2 separate regions of the Homo sapiens genome follow, and region 2 is linked to region 1. Evidence: chromatin contacts called from ENCODE Hi-C or POLR2A ChIA-PET data. All regions are on one chromosome and are shown on one strand. The core of a region is the stretch at or near the end of the contact, and the rest is flanking DNA. Distances in the headings are between cores, read along the strand shown.

Region 1 (5,458 bases), core at 2,480-4,979:
ACTGTGTCATGTCTGCAGACTACCACTGAGCAGTGAAAAGGAACAACTGTGAGCACGTACTTTAGGATTTCCCCAAAGGCCAAATTTCCCTGATCCTAGGTTGTAAAAAATAAAATAAAAATGAACAACTGCAGATCTATGTAACAACATGAACCTCAAACCCATTATGCCCAATGAAAGAAGCTGGACACAAAAGACTGGATGTTGTTTAGATCCTTGTTTAAGACATTTTTAGAAAATTACAGAGATAGCACCTCTGTGGCTGCCTAGGATTGGGAGCAGCAGAGACTGTAAAAGGGAACTTTTTGAGGGGACAGAAGCTTTCTCAGACCAGACTGTGGTGATGGCTGCACCACACAACTGCATAAATGGACCAGGAGCCAATGGACTCTATCCTAAGAACAGGTGAACGTTATACCATCTAAATTATACCACAAGGCTGGACGTGGTGGCTCACGCCTGAAATCCCAGCACTTTGGGAGGCCGAGGTGGGCAGATCACCTGAGGTCAGGAGTTCAAGACCAGCCTGGCCAACCTGGTGAAACCCTGTCTCTACTAAAAATACAAAAATTAGCTGGGTGTGGTGGCAGGTGCTTGTAATCCCAGCTACTTGAGAGGCTGAGGTAGAAGAATTGCCTGAACCCAGGAGACGGAGGTTGCAGTGAGCCGAGATTGTGGTGAGAAAGCGAGACTCCGTCTCAGAAAAAAGAAAAAAAAAAAAAGAGTCACTCTTTTCAGCTCCTATTTCCCTCAGAGTAAAGGCCAAGTCCTCCCCATGGCCTCCAAAGCTTGGCATAATCTGCATCTGTCCCCAGCCACCCCTCTCCCCTCACCCGCTCCAGCCTCCTCGCCCTTCCTTCATCACACCAGGCACCTCCCACTTTAGGGCCTTCGCACTGGCTGCTCCTTTGCCTGAAAAGCTTTTCCCTCGTGTATCTTTGGGACTCCCTCTCTCACTTCCTTCAGGTCTTTGTTCAAGCGTCACCTCCTCAGAGAGGCCTTCTAGACTACCCTATTTAATTGCAACTCTTCTACCCACCCCTCACTTCCTATCCCCATCCCAGCTTTATTTCTGTCCATGGCACGCAGAGCCATCTGAACTGCTGTTTTTCTTATTTATCTTGTTCACTGTGTGTCCCTGTCTGTGCTTCCCCTATAAATTCAGCTCCAACTAGAACATAAGTGTAAGGGCCTTCAAGAGGGCAGCACCTATTTTATTCACAGCTGTATCTCCAGCATCAGCAAAGGCCTAGCATGGAGTAGACTCAATTCGCATTCGCTGAAGGAAGGAATGGCAAAGCTGTGGGTTCTGTGTCCGAGTTCCTGGCTACAGGAGCAGGCTAGCTAAAGCAGCAGACTGTGCAGAGGGTGTGCCTGCTGTGCACTAGGCCCTGGGCATGGGAGAAGGGTGGCAGTGGCTGTGGACACATCAGTGACTAAGACACAGTTCCTGCTCTCGGATCTGCACGTCCACGCACACACACAATCCCCAGCAACATCTGCTAAAGGGTCCAAGAAGTAGCTGAGACCACCAGGGCTAGGCAAGAGCAGGAGGAAGCTAGGTTTTGCGGCATGTCTTCACTGATTACCTGGATCCACCACGGCATCAGGGAATTCCACCTCAGCCCAGCCTCTGTTTCAAGATCCGCTCATTCCACAAACACTGAGCACCTCCTCTGTGCCTGGCGCTGAGCTGAGTGGTGCTAAGGAAGCAGTGGTGATCAAGGCAGTCCTGGCTCTGCCCTCCTGGGGTTCCCAGTCCCCAGACAGTGAAACCCAGTAGGGCAGGGCTGGGACAGCGGAGCCCAGACAGTCAAAGAGGGCTTTCTGCAGGAAGGGACATCTGAAATCTGTAGGACTAATACACATCAACTAGCTAAAGAGGGGAGAGACCTGTGCATAGACTATGAGGAAAGAGACTGAGAGGCAATAAAAGAGGTTTAGAAATAAAATAGGTTCAGAGCAGCGGATCCCCTTTAGCGCAGTTGTTCTCACGCAGGGATGGCTTTGCCCCCCTGCTCTTGGAACATTTGGCAATGTCTGGAGACATATATGGTTGTCACAACTGGGGAGGGGCGTGGATCCTACTGACATCTAGTGCGTAGAGGCCACGGATGCTGCTAAACATCCTAAAATGCACAGGGCAGCCCCCCAAACAAAGCATTATCCAATTCAAAATGTTGATAGTGCCGAGCTCGAGAAATCCTAGTCTAGTCTGAAGAAAAGTGTCGGATCGTGCAAGACTGTGATTTATTAAAGAATTTGTACTTTGTCCTAAAGGCAAAGGGGTAACTCTTGATTGTTTTTAAGCAGAGTTGGTACAAGAGAAGATCAGAGTGCCATCTGGAAGCTCAGGGCAATGAGAACAACCTGGGCCCTGGTCTCTCAAGCCACCATCAACCCAATAATCAACAGAAACCCAGAGGGGAAACGACCTCCTTTCAGCAAGACTGGGAAACCCTTGAAGACAGGAACTGAGCCTTCATTCCAGCACTAACTCAACAAACATTTCCTAAGCTGTCCCTGAAGCCAGGCCCTGGCTGAGAATGCTGAAAAGATTCAGAGCAGATACAGTGGGCTCTATCACACAAATTTCATCCATGTGTCCTACCCAAGTGATACCACTTGCTCTTTCTCTGGGCTCCCCCAGTCCCTGACACAGACTTTTGTCACCAACCTAATCATTCAGGATTACAACTGTTTACATGTCAGTCTCCTCTCTTCGTCCCCTGACAGCAGGGATATGGCTGGCCCTCCTGTCCAACCTCTGCATTTAACACGGGAGAGATAAAGGCCTAAAGAGGGAAAGGAACTTGCCCAAGGTCACACAGAGAGTCAGCTTCATTCTCCCCTCTCAACCCGCACTCCTTTCCCCTGAGCTGCCTCCCACATGTCAGTGACATCCCAGTGGGTGGGTCGACAGCACCTTCATGTCTCTCCATCTATTCCCCAAATGCCTGAACGGTAGCTGCCTGAAATGGTATGCTCTGCAGTGTGTTAAGACAGCAGTGGGGCAGAAGTCATCCGCACCAGGACTAATTAACCCATAGAACTATTTTACATTAAAACCACAACCATACCAGTCCCTGTGTCAGCAGTGTCTTGTAACTTCTACATAAAGTTACAAACCTAACCAGGATGACCTTCTAGAAGCGCCTTAGTCTCACTGTTCCTTGAATTCCCGTCTGTAAAATGGGTCTGTCGGCCGTGCCCTGCTAATACTGACTTCCCCACAGCTAGAAAACTCCCAATTAATCACTGCGCACACCTCAAACACTACAACGAGACCTGAACGCCAGACCACTCTAGGAACGGCCTCAGAGCATGGAATCGCGGAGTTGAGAACCCAGCGCGCCAAGGTACAAGCCTGCGCCCCTCCGAGCCACTGTCTCCCCGGATCGAGCAATGAGCCTGGTGGCCGCCCGGCTCGAGCGTGCAGGGGAACCGACCCGCAACAGGGCCCTGTTCCCGGCACCGTCCGGCCTCCCGGGCGGTCCGGCCCTGCCTGGGCCGGGTATTCAAGGTCCCTCTGGCCAAGGAGCCCCCAGTGCACGGGATTCCGTGACAAGAGGTAGGACACGCCCCGTGGGAGGCCCCCCGGCTGGGGAAGAACCCCCTCAGTCCCCTCTCGGCCTCCGTACCTGACCGGAGCTGCCTCCCCCGGCCGCCACCACGGCGCTGCGGGCCCCGTCCGCCTCCTGCGCCGCCGCCATCTTCCCGCTCCGGGTCCCCGCCCCCGCCGCCAGCCCCGCCCCGTCCCCGACTTCGCAGCGCAATCGCGCGAGATTTCACGCTTTCCTAGCCCCGCCGGGCCACCCTATCCGGCAAGAGTGCCGCAGCCACGCCTCTCAGGAAGGCCACTTCCGGCTATGGAAGGACCAACCTGGCCACCGTACTCGTCTTTCTCCCAGCCCGTTTGTTTCCACCTAATAAAAACACTGTATGCTCCGAACTCCAGGACTTTCTCGGCCAGCATGTGCCTCCCGCAAGTTCTGTCCCTTCCGTCCCTTCACATTAACCCGCCTTTTCGGTTATATGAGCCTTTCGGGACATCCTGTCCGCTTCTCCCTGCCGATTCTTCGCGTCCTTTTCGTTCCATGTTTCTTGAGCTTTACCGGCCACTGTACGGCTTCGAACCACGCCCCTCTTTCGTCAGAGGAACCTTTCTGGCCACCGTATTCTGATTCGAAGAACTAGCCTTTTGCCCAGCACCCTTGTCTTCTGACCCCTCTTCCTAAGACAACTCTTTCGTTCAAGTCTCCTGAGCTCATATCCTTTCTGTGTTTTTAGAGTTCCAATTCCAGGGGTCTTACGGCCAACAAACCTCCGATGAGACCCTATGATACACCCCCAAGCCTTCGGACTGCCCTGCCTAGCACGCATGCGCGTTCCCTCAGTGGTCCAAACCTCGCATCCGTGGGCTAGGCTTCACGGGCTCTGAGAATTCCACAATTTTTCATTAGCTGTGTGTCTTCGTACAGCTCTAAACCCGGCCATCTGCTGAGAGACCCTTAGTTTGGAGAGGGTGTTACGGAGGCCCAGAGAGGACAAGACTCTCAGAGGCTGTTAACTGTTCACCCGTGAAATTGGGTGGATGTCTGGCCAGGGTTCTAACCCTTGTGGTGCTACTGACTGGATAAGATATCCTGGACAAGTGACGTCTCTCTCTCTCTTTTTTTTTCTTTTTTAGACGGAGCCTCACTCTCCCCCAGGCTGGAGTGCAATGGCGCGATCTCGGCTCACTGCAACCTCGGCTCACTGCATCCTCGGCCTCCCGAGTAGCTGGGATTACAGGAGCACGCCACCACTCCTGGCTAATTTTTTTTTTTTTTTTGAGACGGAGTCTCGCTCTGTCACCCAGGCTGGAGTGCAGTGGCGCGATCTCGGCTCACTGCAACCTCTGCCTCCCGGATTCAAGCAATTCTCCTGCGTCAGCCTCCCATTTTTTTTTTTTTTTTGTAAGTAGAGACGGAGTTTCACCGTGTTGGCCAGGCTGGTGACAAGTGACATCTATGTTTGAGCCTCAGTTTCTCCCCTTTTATAAACCAGGGATATAATCGTACTCGTTCTTCGTCTTCCCGTTTTGCCCCGCTGTGTTATTGGGAAGACGTAGTTAGATGGCGAATGGAAAACATCAGGCCCTGGGCCTCATGCTTAAGTGGTCAATATTTGGAGCGCTGTGATTATGAACCTTATATATTACCTGGAAAAAGAGTAAGCTTTGCATTGGGATATTCTGAATATATAATTATCATTTTATTATCGGTTTCCTCCACTTTCCTCTAGGTCTCAGCCCTGTAACAGTAGCTCTCGCTCTAGGAAACTCTCTCTGAGCCCTTTTCCTATCCTCCCTTGCCCCCTCAGCTCCTCCACCCCATCCCTGCTCACTTTGTGTCATCACTGTCAGGGATGGGTGTGTCTCCCCAACTGGGCAGGCTGACCTGGGACTGTTGTGGTC
Region 2 (5,269 bases), core at 536-3,035, 790 kb after region 1:
ACCTTGGGATCTTGTTGAAATGCAGATTTCTGGGTCCTATCTGCAAAAATGCTAAATCAGAAGGCCTTCGGTAGGGCTCAAGAATGAGCCTTTCTACCTGGGTGATGCCAATGTTGCTGCTTTGTGAACCACAGTTTGAGTAGTGTTGCACTGTACTCAGTCCCTCTCCCAAAACAGCCCCTAATAAACAGAAATATATACAAGAAAAACTTGACAGAAAGGCACTAAACTATAGTTGTTATCTTTATACCCTAAGGTCATGGGGAATTTACATTTTTTAAATGTATTTCTGTGTTTTCCATGATTATGTGTTACCTCTATATTATTTGAAACAAATAAAACTAATAATTGAGAAAACTATTTTTAAAAACTCTTTTCTTTTTTTGAGACAGAGTCTTGCTCAGTTGCCGAGGCTGGAGTGCACCGGTGTGATCTCAGCTTACTGCAGCCTCGCCTCCTGGGTTCAAGCGATTCTCCTGCCCCAGCTTCCCAAACTCCTGGGATTACAGGTGTTGGCCACCACGCCTGGCTAATTTTTGTATTTTTAGTAGAGATGGGGTTTCGCCATGTTGGCCAGACTGGTCTCAAACTCCTGGCCTCAAGTGATCTGCCCGCCTCAGACTCCCAAAGTGCTGGGATTACAGGCGTCAGCCACTGTGCCCAGCCACTATTTTTTAAAAGTCATAGAATAGCCCAGACCTTGAGCAAAGTCCCCACAGTGAAGTCCCAACCTATTTTCACATGATACTAGCCAGCTGCCTATGGCTCATGCAGAACATACCAAAGAAGACTCAGGTCTAGACTCAGACTGCCTCGGTTTCAATGCTAGCTCTGCCTCCTACTAGCTAGGTGGCTATGAGCAAACAAGTTATGTTCTTATGTCTCAGTCTCCTCGGAAAAAGAGTATCACTTCACAGAGCCACTGTATAGTGGAAAGGTGTTCATTTGTATAAACCCCTTAGAATGGAACTTAGCAACTAACGCTAAATTATAATCACTTCTCATGCCCAAATACATGACCCCACACATTCTCTGATTTATGTGAATAAAACAAGAATAACAACAAGTCTTACTCACATGGGGTTCTGCTGCCTCCTCCTCTGTGCAGTGCTTTTTGAGAAGTCAGGGCTGGGGAAGAAAAACAGGCTATGAAGTAACCAGGATTGTGTCTTCATCCCGGATACATCACAGTGGCATCTCCCAGGACCAGTTAGAAGCAACCCTCTCCTTCCTCAAAAGAGGTCAGGGACAATCCAGCTTCATGGACTCACAGAATTTCGCCACAGAACGGGAGTTTCTAGGAAAATTACAGTAGTATTGGTAATTCACGTGCCAGGCAGTTTTACACTTTTTGTATTACCTCGTTTTCTCTCAAAACATTCTATTAGGAAGTTTTTGCTTTTATTTTCCTTCAGAACAGCAAACGAAGGCACGGGGATTAACTAACTCGCTCAATGTGATACTGTATGAAGTGGTAGGGCTGGCTCATTAGGTGGGGGAGTCACAATGAGGGAGCGAACAGCCCGAGAGACCTTCAAACCCGACGAAGCATCACCCCAGCCGCCCGAAGCCAGTACGCCCCCAATTCTAACAAGCTCCGCCCAGGGAAACGCAAAACAGCATCCTGGCCCCTCAAACCTCCGCTCTTAGCCGCTACTCCTTTTTTTCCCCAAACAAAAGACCGCTAGCTGCTGACCACAAGTGCATTTCGGGGAAGTTTGAAAGGTTCCTGAGAAGCTGACCTGAATCACCAAAGCCAGGGAAAAGATGGCTGCTACGTCGTCTTCCTGGGCGGAAGTGCCTGCGAGTATCAGGAGGACCTGGACTACGCTTCCCAGAATTCCACAGCACTGCCTTCCTCGAGCCGGAAGTGCCTACAACTACCTAGAACGATTGGACCTACAGTTCCCAGGATTCCGCAGGGGAAACATTTACAGCCTTACTGCAGCTGAGCTATGCGCGACTACACGGAACTCCGGACTACATATCACAGAATGCTGGAGTTGGGGGAAAAACAGAACAGTACCGCCCTCCTGGACTACACTTCCGGAATGTCCAAGCCTTCTGATGTGGAAGTGTCCAACTACCTTGAGCTCCTGGTTTTCATTTCCCAGAATCCCTCACTTCTCTTTAGGTATTATTATGGTCTGAGTGTTTATGGCCCCCACCAAATTCGTATGTTTAAATCCTAACTCCCAAGAAGATATTAGGAGGTGGAACCTATGGGACGTGATCAGATCAAGAGGGCAATGCCCTCATGAATAGGATTAATGCTCTCTTATAAGTGGCCTGAGGGAGCTCCTTTGCCTCTTTAGTTATGTGAGGACACAGCCAGAAGGACCATGTATGACTTAGAAAGCGGGACCTCACCAGACACTGAATCTGCTGGCACCCGATCTGGGGCTTATGTGCCAGCAATTTCACTCCTAAGTAAATACCCAGGAGAACTGAAAGATATCCACACAAAAACTTGTTCTAAAAAAGTTCATAGCAGCATTAGTCATAATAGTCAAAAAGTGGAGAAGACCCAATGTCCATCAGCTGATGAGTGGATAAACAAAATGTGGTCTAGCCATATAATGCAATATTATTTAGTAATGTGAATGAACAAAATATTGATTCATGTTATAACATAGATGAACTCTGAAGACATTATGTCCAATGAAAGAAGCCAGACACAAGATACCATATATGGTATGATTCCATTTATATCAAATGTGCAGAATAGGCAAGTCCATAGAGACAGAAAGTAAATTAGTTGTCTCCAAGGCTGGGGAGATGTAGTTGGGAATGGGGAGTGACTGTCAATATGTAGGGTTTTTTTTTTCTTACTTTTTTAGAGACAGCGTCTTGTTATGTTTCCCAGAATGGAGTACAGTGGCTATTCACAGGCATGATCATAGCACACTGCAGCCTTAAATTCTTGGGCTCAAGTGATCCTCCCGCCTCAGCCCCCTGGGTAGTTGAGACTACAGGCATGCACCACCACACCCAGCTCATGTAGGGGATTTCTTTTGGGAGCAGATGAAAGAGTTCTAGGATTAGATAGTGGTAATCATTACATAATATTGTGGATCTTTTCAAAGATAGAAAAATGTTATGTGACAATATCCCCTAAAGCGTTAAAATGTAGCTAAACTCAAAGCTAAGACAGGGAAATCCCAACGGCCAAAGATGAACAGGCAAGTTAGGCCCACAGATGAAAAAACTGAATGATCCCACAAGGGCTGGGCATACTAGGTAAGAGCTAAGGAATTAATCTTGTGTGTGAATGGGAGTTAGAGTAGCCATGCATTTTGGGAGACATGAACTATACAATATTACAAATGAAACAGTTCTCTCCTCTTGACTGTGAACAAACAACAACCAACCAAAAACAAAGCCAGATAGCTCCCAGCTTCTACAGCTGTCTTGTGACTAACCTGAAAACTCTGGTCATGAGGAGGGTAGATGTAGACTGTACCTACAGTCTTATCAGTTATGGGGCAGAGGGGCAAGAAATTATTTGGTTTAGTCTACTGGTTTTGGTTACAAATTACCTTGAAGGAAGATGACCTAATGTGGTATCTGGTGATACAAAGAAAGAAAAAGAAAGAAAAGAATATAGGTACTGGATTTCTGAAGCCCTTTGTTCAGAAAAGAGTTAACATAGGCCTGAGACTGTTGTACTTAAAAGGCCTGCTTGCAACATGCTATAGTTTGATGGTGTTCCCTTGTTAAAACTTAATCCCTTCTTGCTTTTTCATCACTTCCACCATATGAGGACATAGCATCTGTCTCCTCCAGAGGATGCAGCAACTGGATGCCATATTGGAAGCAGACAGCAGCAGCCCTCACCAGATGTTAAACCTGCCAGCATCTTGACCTTGGACTTCCCAGCCTCAAGCACTATGACAGATAAATTTATATTGTTTATAAATTACCTAATCTGTGGTATTCTGTTATAGCAGCGCAAGATATAAGGTTAGCCCTTGACTGGTATCTGGGAACTTGAATTTCAGGAGGATTTCCACAATTCTCTGATGAGAGTGGCTCACCATGCCCCGGCTATTTGTATAATGTGATTTATGCTGAATTCCTTCTGGGAATCTAGAATTTTGGCCCAAGCTGGCCTATGTGACCAGTTCCAAAACAAAACACAACGTAGTGCCTAGGGCACTAAGTCTCCATTGAGCTTACTGGGTAGACATTTCACATGTTTCAATGCTGAAAAAACAGTACATCATGAATGATTCTACAGGGAGTGGATTATTGGAAGCCTGTACCTGATTTCTTCTGGACTTCATCCCATGCACATTTTCCCTTTGCTCAACTGACTTGGTATCTTTTACTACAATAAATCATAGTGACTATGATAACATAGGGTGTCTTGAGTCCTCCTAGTGAATTACAAGAATGTGAAGGTGGTATTATCAATCCCCAGCATACCATGCACATTGAGGTAGCATGGACCTTAATGAGTAGCAAGCATCCAGTGAAGGTATACTGAAGAAAATCAATAGTGGAAAAAAGTCTCCCCAGTTAGATATAATTTATTGAGTAAAGCCCTTTAATCCAGCAGTTCACAACCTTTTTGGCACAGGGGACCAGCTTTGCAGAAGACAATATTTTTCCACAAGGTGAGGTGGGGGGATGGGGATGGTTTGGGGATGATTCAAGCACATTACATTTATCATTTTATTTTCACAAGGAGCGAGCAACTTAGATCCTTTCTTTAAAAAAAAAAAAAGAGTTTCGCTCTTGTTGCCCAGGCTGGAGTGCAATGGCGCAACCTCGGCTCACTGCAACTTCTATCTCCTGCGTTCAAGTGATTCTCCTGCCTCAGTCTCCCAAGTAGCTGGGATTACAGGCACCTGCCACCATGCCTGGCTAATTTTTGTATTTTTAGTACAGATGGGGTTTCACTATATTGGCCAGGCTGGTTTCCAACTCGTGACCTCAGGTGATCCGCCCACCTCAGCCTCCCAAAGTGCTGAGATTAAAGGCATGAGCCACTGCGCCTGGCTGCAACCTAGATCCTTCACATGCGTAGTTCACAATAGGGTTCATGCCACTGATCTGACAGAAGGCAGAACTCAGCTTTGCTCACTTGCCCACTGCTCACCTCTTGCTGTCTGGCCCTGTTCCTAACAGGGTCTGTGGCCTAGGGGTTAGGGACCCATGCTTTAATCAACTACACTGAAAATATCACCATCATGTCCAAGGAATATGGAATGTCATTCAAACCCACTCTTTGTCCTTACTGGTTCCACATCCAGTAAGTGGATTG

Evidence for each region. A loop is a pair of places that touch in the nucleus more often than their neighbours do. ChIA-PET counts read pairs that join two places held with the same protein, here RNA polymerase II (POLR2A). Pooled maps may share reads with other maps.
Region 2: a loop to region 1 is called in a pooled map, with 3 times the contacts of the local background. The contact joins the promoter of ZNF226 here to the promoter of CLPTM1 in region 1. A Hi-C loop is called at or near these places in 1 of 50 pooled maps. POLR2A ChIA-PET finds 5 or more read pairs at or near these places in 2 of 52 experiments (MCF 10A and activated B cell).

What each region holds. Positions count from the first base shown.
Region 1 is chr19:44,953,651-44,959,108 of GRCh38, reverse strand. It overlaps CLPTM1 (CLPTM1 regulator of GABA type A receptor forward trafficking), which reads right to left and starts at 3,729. Exons shown (of 14, transcript NM_001294.4): 1 at 3,642-3,729. The coding sequence starts at 3,713. RefSeq lists a silencer at 3,477-3,806.
Region 2 is chr19:44,161,616-44,166,884 of GRCh38, reverse strand. ZNF226 (zinc finger protein 226) reads right to left here and starts at 1,785. Exons shown (of 6, transcript NM_001032373.2): 1 at 1,743-1,785; 2 at 1,078-1,128. RefSeq lists enhancers at 1,764-1,883, 1,944-2,093.